Linked DNA regions of Homo sapiens: region 2 is linked to region 1. A link is an interaction called in ENCODE POLR2A ChIA-PET data of the cell type or tissue named here. Cell type or tissue: MCF 10A. All regions are shown on one strand.

What was found. ChIA-PET counts read pairs that join two places held together with the same protein. Peaks named below come from ENCODE experiments on the same cell type or tissue, not always from the same donor. Only the 100,000 strongest peaks of a DNase experiment are listed, where the experiment ranks them.
Region 2: POLR2A ChIA-PET joins it to region 1 with 5 read pairs; 1 of 35 experiments calls an interaction of 5 or more read pairs at or near these places.

What each region holds. Positions count from the first base shown.
Region 1 is chr1:13,946,578-13,951,577 of GRCh38, forward strand. It overlaps a transcript of KAZN not described here. Among named protein-coding and RNA genes, the nearest start is that of PRDM2, 250 kb to the left of the region's middle. RefSeq lists a silencer at 249-481. In MCF 10A, a CTCF peak has its summit at 4,183; DNase peaks (open chromatin) are centred at 2,404 and 2,684.
Region 2 is chr1:13,721,752-13,726,751 of GRCh38, forward strand. The region is part of intron 2 of PRDM2 (PR/SET domain 2); the gene reads left to right. Among named protein-coding and RNA genes, the nearest start is that of PRDM2, 24 kb to the left of the region's middle. In MCF 10A, a CTCF peak has its summit at 4,288 (motif pointing left); DNase peaks (open chromatin) are centred at 2,230 and 4,270.

The sequences.
Region 1 (5,000 bases):
TTCACAACTGTCCCCTGCTCCAGTACCTAGGACAATCCTTGGGATCCTTAAGAAACACTTGTTGAACTAATATTCCAAAAGGGTCATGATCACCTGCTTGTGCCCTGTAATGTGTGTCAAAGATGCTAGATGGCTAAGGTATTATGATCCTGAGGTCACCTGACACTGTCTTTATCTGTGTTACTCCGTAACCCTACTTCCTAGCACTGCACCTGAGCCCTGTAAATGATGCCTCATATTTTAATATTAGGTAGTGTATTTTCATGTGTGTGGCTGCTGTTACGAATGACCACAAACTTAGTGGCTTACAACAACAGAAATGCATTCTTTCATGGTTCTGGAAGCCGGATGTCCAAAATTAAGGTATCAGTGGGGCTGCATTCTCTCTGGAGGCTTGGGGGGAGAATCCGTTCCTTGCCTCTTCCAGCTTCTGGTGGCTGTCCCATTCCCTGACCTGTGACTGCATCCCTCTGATCTCTGCCCCCATGGTCACTGTATTAGTCTGTTTTCACACTGCTATAAAGAAGTGCCTGAGACTTGGTAATTCATAAAGGAAAGAGGTTTAATTGACACACAGTTCCTCAGGGCTGGGGAAGCCTCAGGAAACTCACGATCATGGCAGAAGGGGAAGAAGGCACATCTTGCATGGGAGCAGGTGAGAGATAATGAGCAAGAGCAGGGAAAACTGCCTTCTAAAGCCATCAGCTCTTACGGGAACTCACTCAGCAGCTTGCCTAGGGTCACTCGGGTAGCAAGAGGCAAAATCGTGAGTGGACTCAAGATGCATGTTCTCACTCATGAGAACAGCATGGGGGAAACCGCCCCCGTGATCCAATCACCTCCCACCTGGTCCCTTCCTTGACACCTGGGCATGTGGGGATTATGGGGATTACAATTTGAGATGAGATTTGGGTGGGGACGCAGAGCCAAACCATATCAGTGACATTGCTTCCTCATCTGCAGTGTGTCTGTGTCAAGTCTCCCTCTGCCTCCCTCTTGTCAGGGCACTTGTGATTGCCCTTAGGGCTGTATTAGTCTGCCCTGGCTGCCGTAACAAATACTTCAGACTGGGGGCTTAAACAACAGAAATTTATCGTCTCACAGTTTTGGAGGCTGGAAGTCTCAGGTCAAGGTGTCAGCGGTGTTAGTCTTTTCTGAGTCCGTTCTCCTTGGCTGTAGACAGCCGTCTTCTCCCTGTATCTTCACGTGATCTTCCGTCTGTGTGTGCCTGTGTCCTAATCTCTTCTTATAAGGACACCAGTCATGTTGGATCAGAGCCCATCCTCAGGACCTCATTTCAATGACCTCTTTAAAGACCTTATCTCCAAACACAGTCGCACTCTGAGTTAGCTTTTCTGTATTCTTTCCCTGGTCAGCAATTTCTGGGGTTAGGATGTCAACATATGAATTTTGGGGGGATACAGTTTAGCTCATACCAAGGGCCCACTCAGATAATTCAGGATAATCTTTCCCATCTCAAGATCCTTAATGGCAAAGACTGCTTTTTCATTTGAGGTAACAGTCACAGATTCCAGGGGTTAAGAACTGATTTCTTGGTATGGTTCTATTTCATCCTACTACAGGTATAGAAGAGAAAGAGTGAAGGATTCTGGAAACGTCAGGCTGCTGAACCACCTTCATATGGTTTGGCTCTGTGTTCCCACCCAAATCTCACCTTGAATTGTAATGATCCCCACGTGTCAAGGGCAGGACCAGGTGGAGATAATTGAATCATGGGGGCGGTTTTCCCTATGCTGTTCCCCTGATAGTGATCAAGTTCTCACAAGATCTGATGGTTTTATAAGGGGCTTCCCCCTTCGCGGGGCACTCATTCTCTCTCCTGCCACCCTATGAAGAGATGCCTTCTGCCATGATTGTCAGTTTCCTGAGGCCTCCCCAGCCATGAAGAACTGTGTCAATTAAACCTCTTTTCGGTGTAAATTACCCAGTCTCTGGTATTTCTTCATAGCAGTGTGAGAACGGACTCATACACATCTGGTGTGGGGAAAGGGGGCAGTGGAGAGGCTTCTGCAGGATGGAACCTTCCTGTTTTGAGATCCAGTGTTGGCTTCTTGAGCCTTACCCCCAAGACCTCTTTGTGGCCATGAACCGTTCTTTTTTTTCTGCAAACAATCTTTTTCCTGTTGCAATGATGCTCAGTCCACCATCTCCTGGTTTTCATTCTGTATCTCTGGAAGCTTCTCCTCAGAAGTATTGCTGGCTCCTGTTTTGCTGTTATTTTCAGGAATGAAAATATGGCTCAAGGTTCTGCCCTAGGCCCCTTCCCATGTTACAGACATGAAAATGGAGGCTTAGAGAGCTAAGTAACTTGGCTAAGGTCACTCGGGTAGCAAGAGGCAAAATCGTGACTGGACTCAAGATGCATGACTCAGATGTCCCAGCATCGCCTCTCTGACGTACCCAGCATCCAGCATGTACTCTGTGTTCAATAAATACGCTGATAAATGCTGAGTAAAACAGAACTCAAACCCAGGTTTTCTGGATCTAATCTATTATTCTTTCCAGCCAGCATTCTGGTAAGAACATCATTTCCCCTCTCCTCTGTACCCAGAGGGAGCAGCTGTCCCAGAAATTGCAGTTACTCTCAAGATTTTTATTTTCAGCAGCTCTGATTTTTATGTTCAGGGACCACACTTAATTATTGCAAAACATCTGCTGGCACAAAGTGGCGTTTTGTTACTGAATCATTCCCAAGAACATCCCATGAGCTCTTGTACTTGGAGACAATTTCTGCAGGGGCCTGGGCCAGCAGAAATACCTCCTGTTTAAGAGGCAGCAGGGGAGACTTAGGGTTGACTGGCTTTGAAAGCAACCACTAATTAGATTGTTCAGGGCTTAAAAAATGATAAGGCTTCTCAATATCAGACAGCGGTCCTTATCAGATATTTAATAACCTCTGCATGACTTTCCGTGAGCATCTCTGTGTGACGAGGTGTTTTTAGGGTGAGATTTTTTTCCATGTCTATGGGGTTCCATAATGGCGATCATAACAGCTCACACTTTACTGAGCCCTTTTTCTGTGCCAAGCAGCGTCCTTAGCACTCCTTGAACTTCATCACATTCAAAAAGGTCTCCTATTATCCATATGAATATACCTTATGATGGAGAAGTAATCTGGGTCAGCTAGAAGTTGTCTTTCCCAAGGCTGAGCCAGCTGGCAAATGTGTGACAGAATCTAAACCCAGACAGGCAGACCCCAAAGCCCCATTCTCAACATCCATCCTCTAAGGTCAAAGGTAACGGGGAAGCTGCTGCTCAAAACACAGCCGAGACACCATCCAGTTTGGACCTGGGAGGATTCCCACTGCAACTGTTGACTATAAGACTGAGTTTGATGTGAGGAGGAACTTCATGGCTAAGATTTGGAGACACTGGGTCCGAGTAAGATTGAAAGGCCTTGGAATGGTGGGTAGGGGCCTTCCAGATCCCGCCCCTGCCTTGCTCTGCAGCCCCCTCTTCCAACACATCCCCACACCCCAGGGCTGAGCCTGCTCCCTGAGCCTTGCTCCCTCCCAGGCCTCTTCCTTTGCTTCATGCACCTGCTGCTTTGTTTGGGCTGCACTTCCTCCCTCTTGGCCTTTGTCATTGGGTGCCCAGGTTTTTCTCTGTCCCCGCCTCCTCCGATGGTCCTGCACAATGCTTCCTTGGTGTCCCTTATGCCTTCCAGACCTCCCTGGCCAGGCCAGTGCCCTTCCAGGTCACCTCTTCTGGCATCCCACATTGCCCCCACAGAGCACTTCCAGCTGTCCTTTTGTACCCATTTCTGGGATTTGATGGTCTCTCCTATCAGACTGTCAGCTCCATGAGGACAAGGACTGTGTCTGTTTCTCCTTATTGTATATCCCCAGCGTTCAGTGTACTGCCTGGCAAATAGTTCATGTTCAAAATATTTTTTGAATGAGTTGTCTGAGTTATCTACTTGCTTGTGGGCTTCCTTACTAGACTATCAGGAAACAGCATCTGGCAGGTAGTAGTTGATGTGTTCAAATTGGGATTTTTAGTAAAGATACAGCTTACAAAGGCAGCGTCGGACTGCAGGAGTTATTATAACCCTCAGGCCTGAGCAGACCAGGAGAGGGAAGGGCTGCCTAGAAGGAGCTGCGGCCTGGAGAGAGCAGAGGAACGAATACCCCAACCTCATCAGCCACTCATTCTTTGACTTCTCTATGTGCCTCCCATTGACTGAGCCCACAGGGCAGCTAGAGGTCAAGGGGGTTCAAGGATGCAGTTCCCACTGGCTGCCTCTTGGGGCGTTTCAGGGGCAAGGTCGTCTATCCAGTACTGTGTGTTAAATAGGTATACAAAGGAAGGAATCGCCTTCCCAAAAGATGTGATAGTGTTGCAGTTCTCGGGAAACTGTCAAAGGAGAAGATAGAACGGGATGTTTCTGGTCTTGTTGGGAAATGACCCTGCCTGGAGTCCATGGGATTCCTCTTCCTTTCAGCCTTTTTTCTTTGGCTAATACCCAGCCCTGTATTAAGGATTTGGAATTTGCAGGCGATACCATTGCATTGTCAGGTAGAGATTCTTTGAGCAAAGACTTTAGAGAGGAGACACTGTGGGTGTGCCCAGTGCACAGTGTTGGGGGTCAGCATGTTTGAGTGAACATCCTGGCTCCCGGAGAGGCAGCAAGGCATAGTGTGGTAAGGGACATGGGACCTGGAGTTAGCCTATCCAAGTTCAAATCCTGGATCTGGATCTACCACTTCACAGCTGTGTGGCTTGACTTTCCCATCTGTGAAATGGGGATAAGGGTAGATGAGGATAAGATGAGCTAGTCCACGCAAAGCACTTAGACCCATGCCTGGCTCATGGTTCGGGGACCACACTTCCTGGTGAGCTCAGGATGGCCCCAAAGTATGCCTGTCATCCCAGAAGAATTATTACTAATGTCCCCTTTATTCTCAAAAGGGTTCTGGTTTGGAGATGACTCACGTGGTCTTACACACTGTAGGGTGTTGTTATGTCTTGCTGAATAT
Region 2 (5,000 bases), 220 kb before region 1:
AACACTTCGGCAGAGAAAAAAGCTGTGGGACTGTTTTTCTCTGCCTCTCCTTTGATGCCCTCTAACTCACTCTCCTTGGTCAGTTCTGGCAATGTCATTCCAGCTGTGTGACCTTGGGCAAGTCCTCGGCTTATTTGTGTTCACTTTCTTATCTGTTAAATGGGGACAGTAATGGTGCCTACCCCGTGTGGTTGCAGTCAATAGTAAATGAGTTTATAGATGTAAAGCCCTTAGGCTAGTGCCTGACATAGGAAACACCGTAAATTATTATTTATTACTGTTATTTTTCAGCCGGTAACCATGTCCTGATTCTGTCCTGTAAAATAGTTTAATTACTATTACTGCTTGAATTCAGACCCAAACATCCCTTCTCTGGGCTATTACAGAAAGCTCCTGATTGATTTCCTCGCCAACGTTTTCCTCCCTATGGGACCATTCTCCATAGGCCTTACAGAACATGCAGCTCACCATCTGGGAAATCAGAAAAGCCAGCGGTCGTTGCGAGTTGTTGGGAATGTTTTCGTGGAGGAGCTGGGATTTGAACTTGACCTGGAAGGATGTGGAGGATATTGATCGTCAGAAGAATTGAGGGCCAGGTGAAAGTCTAAATTGAGAAAGGCCCAGAGTAGCAAGGGGACCTAATGTGGTGAGGGTAGGAGGGGCCAGAGGGTGTGCCAGGAACCCAGATGCCTGTAGGGGCCAGGGATGACCTGTAAGAGTAAAATGGGGATTTTTCTGTGATTTCTTCCAATAGAATTTTTTTTTTTAAATCCATGGGTAGACCGAACAAACCCCATCTGAGATGAAAGGCTGTAGCCCACAGTTTGTTGCTTTGGATGAAGATAGTTTGAGAAGTTAAAACTCAGTCTCACCAGTAACAGCCTCAGTGGGAGGCAGTAGAAAGCTCCTTCTCCTGCTTACCAATCCCCTGTCCCCACCCTCACCCATTCCCATTCTGTATTAGAATCTTCTGGACAAGAGGAGGGGATGAGCCCTCAGGTGACTTATTTTCTTTGCTTCTCTTGAACGTTGACAGTCTCTAAAGCCAGCAGACCAATGACTAGATTTTATTTAGAAAGTTTAAAAAGCGTTTTGAATCAGATACTTTGTAGACTGCTTATTCAAGAAGACAAAAGGTTCAGAGAAGTTGAATGTAGAGTAGCCTAGATGCCAGAAAGCCTCACCCCATCTCGTCACTCTCCTGCCCAAACCCTCTTGTGTCATCCCACCGCTCTCTGAATTGAGTCCAGCTCTTTGCCCTGCCTTGGTTTTGCATGTTCCAGTGGTGGCTGCCTCTGCTTTCTTCCCGTCTCTATTCTGGTGCAGCCGCGGTGGCCTCTTTTTATTCCTGAACAGCCCAGGCCCCTTCTCTCCTTGGCATGTTTGCCTGGACTGCTCAGTTCTTAATACATGACTCATTTTCATCTCTCAAGTCCAAGTCCCTGTGTGACATCTTCTCTGAGAGGCCTCCCCCTGCCATCCTAACTAAAGCACTGCACTGTCCCCTCCTTATCTCTCCTACATCACTCTTTAGGTCACTGAGACGTTGAACACCCCTAGTCTGCCACATTAGCTTGGGGTGCAGGTGGGCAGGACCTGCCCCTTCTCTTGGTTGCTGCGTTCCCCAGGTAGCGCTGCTCCAGCACATGGACACTTGCTGCTAATATGTGCAGGATGATTGGAGATTCCTGAATAACTTCAGGTTGGAAGATGTCAGTGGCAATGGGAACTGGAGAAAGGAATTGGACGTGACAGATTTTGAAGGATCAGCAGCAGGGTTTGGCTCTGTTGACCACCCTCACTTCCTGGAGTCTTCCCCAGCTTTGGTGATGCCATGTGCTTGGTGCCTCTTTGGCTCTGCGATGACTTCTAGGACTGGGACTCATTTGCTGTGCTTCTTCTTCCGTTTCATTCTTTGATAAGGGCATTCTGAGGGCTTTGTTTTCGGCTGTTCTCTCCTCTGCTTTCCATCGAGGATTCTCATCCACTTCCATGGACTCCATGGCCAGCTGGGGCTGTACTGCTCTTACAGCCATCTCTCTGTGCCCAGACCTCTGGGCAGTTGATTGCCAGGCATTTGTTTGCCCGTTCGCAGTGACCACTGCTCTGAGCTGGGCACTCTGTGCCAGGCTGTATCGAGGCGAGTAAGCACAGCCTGCCTGTCTACAGCCCTAAACTTGCCTCTCTGGAGAGGTGATTAACCAAGCCAACCAGGAAGGGCTTTCACAATACACAGGGCACACTGTTGCAAGTTGTGGAGAGTGTTGTAACAGAGCCATAGGGGAAATCCTACTAGGTTAGGATAGTGGGGACTAGCTTCTAGGAGGCTAAAGTGTTCTCTGGGTAGAGCCCAGGCCTGGAATACAAATGCAAATTGGCCCCTTTTGGTAACCTCACCTTGCTGGGGTCTCAGCTTCACCACCCTGGGGTTTAAAGTATTGGGAACTTTTCTTCTGCTTTTTTCTCCATTCCCTGCAGGAGCCTAAACGGGCATTGACAGTAAGTTGTTGTGTTTATTAATACTCTGAAGCCATTGCAACTTATCTCAGTTTATTCTGGTATATTTTGCTTTTTCTCCTTTAGAGATTAGCAGTGAAACCCTTCAAATGATAAAGACTCTTGTGCCTGTTTGGGGAAAGCAAATGTCACAGCCATGTTTTGTCCCTAACTTTGCATACTTGACACTGCTCACACTCTTTTCACATGTACATTGATGTAGAAAGTTATAGAAATTCCTTTTCATGGCTTTTTTTTTTTTTTTTTTGAGACAGGCTCACTCTGTCCCCAGGCTGGAGTGCAGTGGCACGATCTCGGCTCACTGCAACCTCCGCCTCTCAGGTTCAAGCGATTCTCCTGCCTCAGCCTCCCGAGTAGCTGAGACTACAGGCAGGCACCACCATACTCAGCTAATTTTTGTATTTTTAGTAGAGACGGGGTTTCACCATGTTGGCCAGGATGGTCTCGATCTCCTGACCTCGTGATCCACCCATCTCAACCTCCCAAAGTTCATGGCTTATTTTTAAGGGAAAATGTATAAAACAAAGTATGGAAGAAAAAGATATTGCAGGGCATAAAGGGAGAAAAAGGAAGGAGGAGGAAGAGGGGAGAAAGCTTATAGTTGTAACGCTTGTAGTTTTTAATGTTAACAGTTGTACTCAGGAAGTGGGGGAGGTGCCCAGGAAGGGGAGAACGTAGGACATGAATGTTTGGATTAAGCCCCCCTGCCTCCCTCCACTCTTGTAGGTTTGGTCTCTAGGAGTCGGTCCTGTCTTCTTAGCCCTGAGAGGGGAGGTACGATGGAAGACTGGAGGCGGTCTTAGTGCAGTAGCAGCTTGAGCTTTTTGATGATGTTTGTTGTATCTATGGATGTTTACCATATTGGAAATTATAACAAAGTATTTTGAAATAGTTATAGATCCACATGAAGTTATAAGAATAGTGTAGAGAGTCCTATGTACTCTATTTATTTTTGAGAAGGAGTCTTGCTCTATCCCCCGGGCTGGAGTGCAGTGGCATAACCTCGGCTCACTGCAACTTCCGCCTCCCGGGTTCAAGTGATTCACCTGCCTTAGCCTCCTGAGTAGCTGGGATTACAGGTGTGCGCCACCACGCCCAGCTAGTTTTTGTTTTTTTAGTAGAGATAGGTTTTTACCATGTTGGCCAGGTTGGTCTTGAACTCCTGACCTCAAGTGATCTGCCTGCCTCGGCCTCCCAAAGTGCTGGGATTACAGGCATGAGCCACTGCGCCCGGCCCAAGTCCTGTGTACTCTTTACCCAGCCTTTTCTAGCAGTAACATCTTACAAAGCTTTAGTACAATATGAAAGCTAGGAAATTGATTTGGTATAATAATGCTAGTTAGACTACAGGCCTTATTCATAAATCAGAAAAATTTAAAACATAAGATTAAACAATCACACATTTCATAAGCCACCAGAATGATGACATTTTCACACATGATAGCCTCCAGAAAACTCCACTCTACACATCTGAGAGTGAAAAAGGCAGACAACATCTTAGTGTTGTTATAGCAATAGCTCTGACCTTGTGGGCCCCAGAAAGGGAATTCTCAGGTGTCCACGGACTGTGAGGTATGAGACCCCACTGGGTTGGTGGTTAGAATGTAGACTCTGGAATCTGTCTGGATTTTATCTTGGCTCCACTACTTCAAAACTATGTAGCTTGGGAAAGTTACTCAGCAGGGCTGCTCTGTGGCATAGTATTTGAGAATCCAGACCCTGAAGCGAGATTGTCTGGATTGAAATTACCTAGCTCTGCCACCTGCTGGCTGGGACTATGGGCAAAGTTTAGTTTCATCTGTAACGTGGAGATCATAGAAGTGCCTATAGCAATTGGTAGTGTGCAGATTAAATGAGGTGATAAGTGCTCACAGTTGTATCTGACACATCTTGAACGCTCCATCTGTGTTAGTTGTGATTGTTACTGTTGTGATGATTAAATGAGGTAATGCATGTAAAGTGCTTAGCACAGATCTTGGCTCAGAGGATGGAATAAATGTTATATTCCCTAAGCTCCTCACCCCGTCCAGCATGGAAAGGTCATCCTGGGTCAGAGAAAATGTATCAGGAAAGCAGTAGAAGGGCCCTTCAGAGGCTCCCCAGCAAGGTCAAAACTCGTGAATCAAAATCTGTCCAAGGTTTCTTGTCTCAGGGAGCAGGAACAGAGAAGTTCTTCCTCTAGCCAGTGGGCTTCATGAGGAGGGGGTCCTAGCATGGTGCTAGCTCTGAGCAGACACTCAGGGAGTATGTGTTAATGACTGACGGATGGGCTGAATGAAGGAGAGACGCTTTGGCGATTAATTGGGGGAAGAGAAGCGGGTAGTGACTTTCTTTGAGTTTGAGGTAGGAAGTTGGAAACATCGAATTAATGAGATCAATTAATAGTTAATAACTAAATGACATTAAATTGACTTAAATTTAACATGTTAAATTTAATACATACTGTTCCAGATCTGTTCATTGATACATGTTTAAAGACTGTA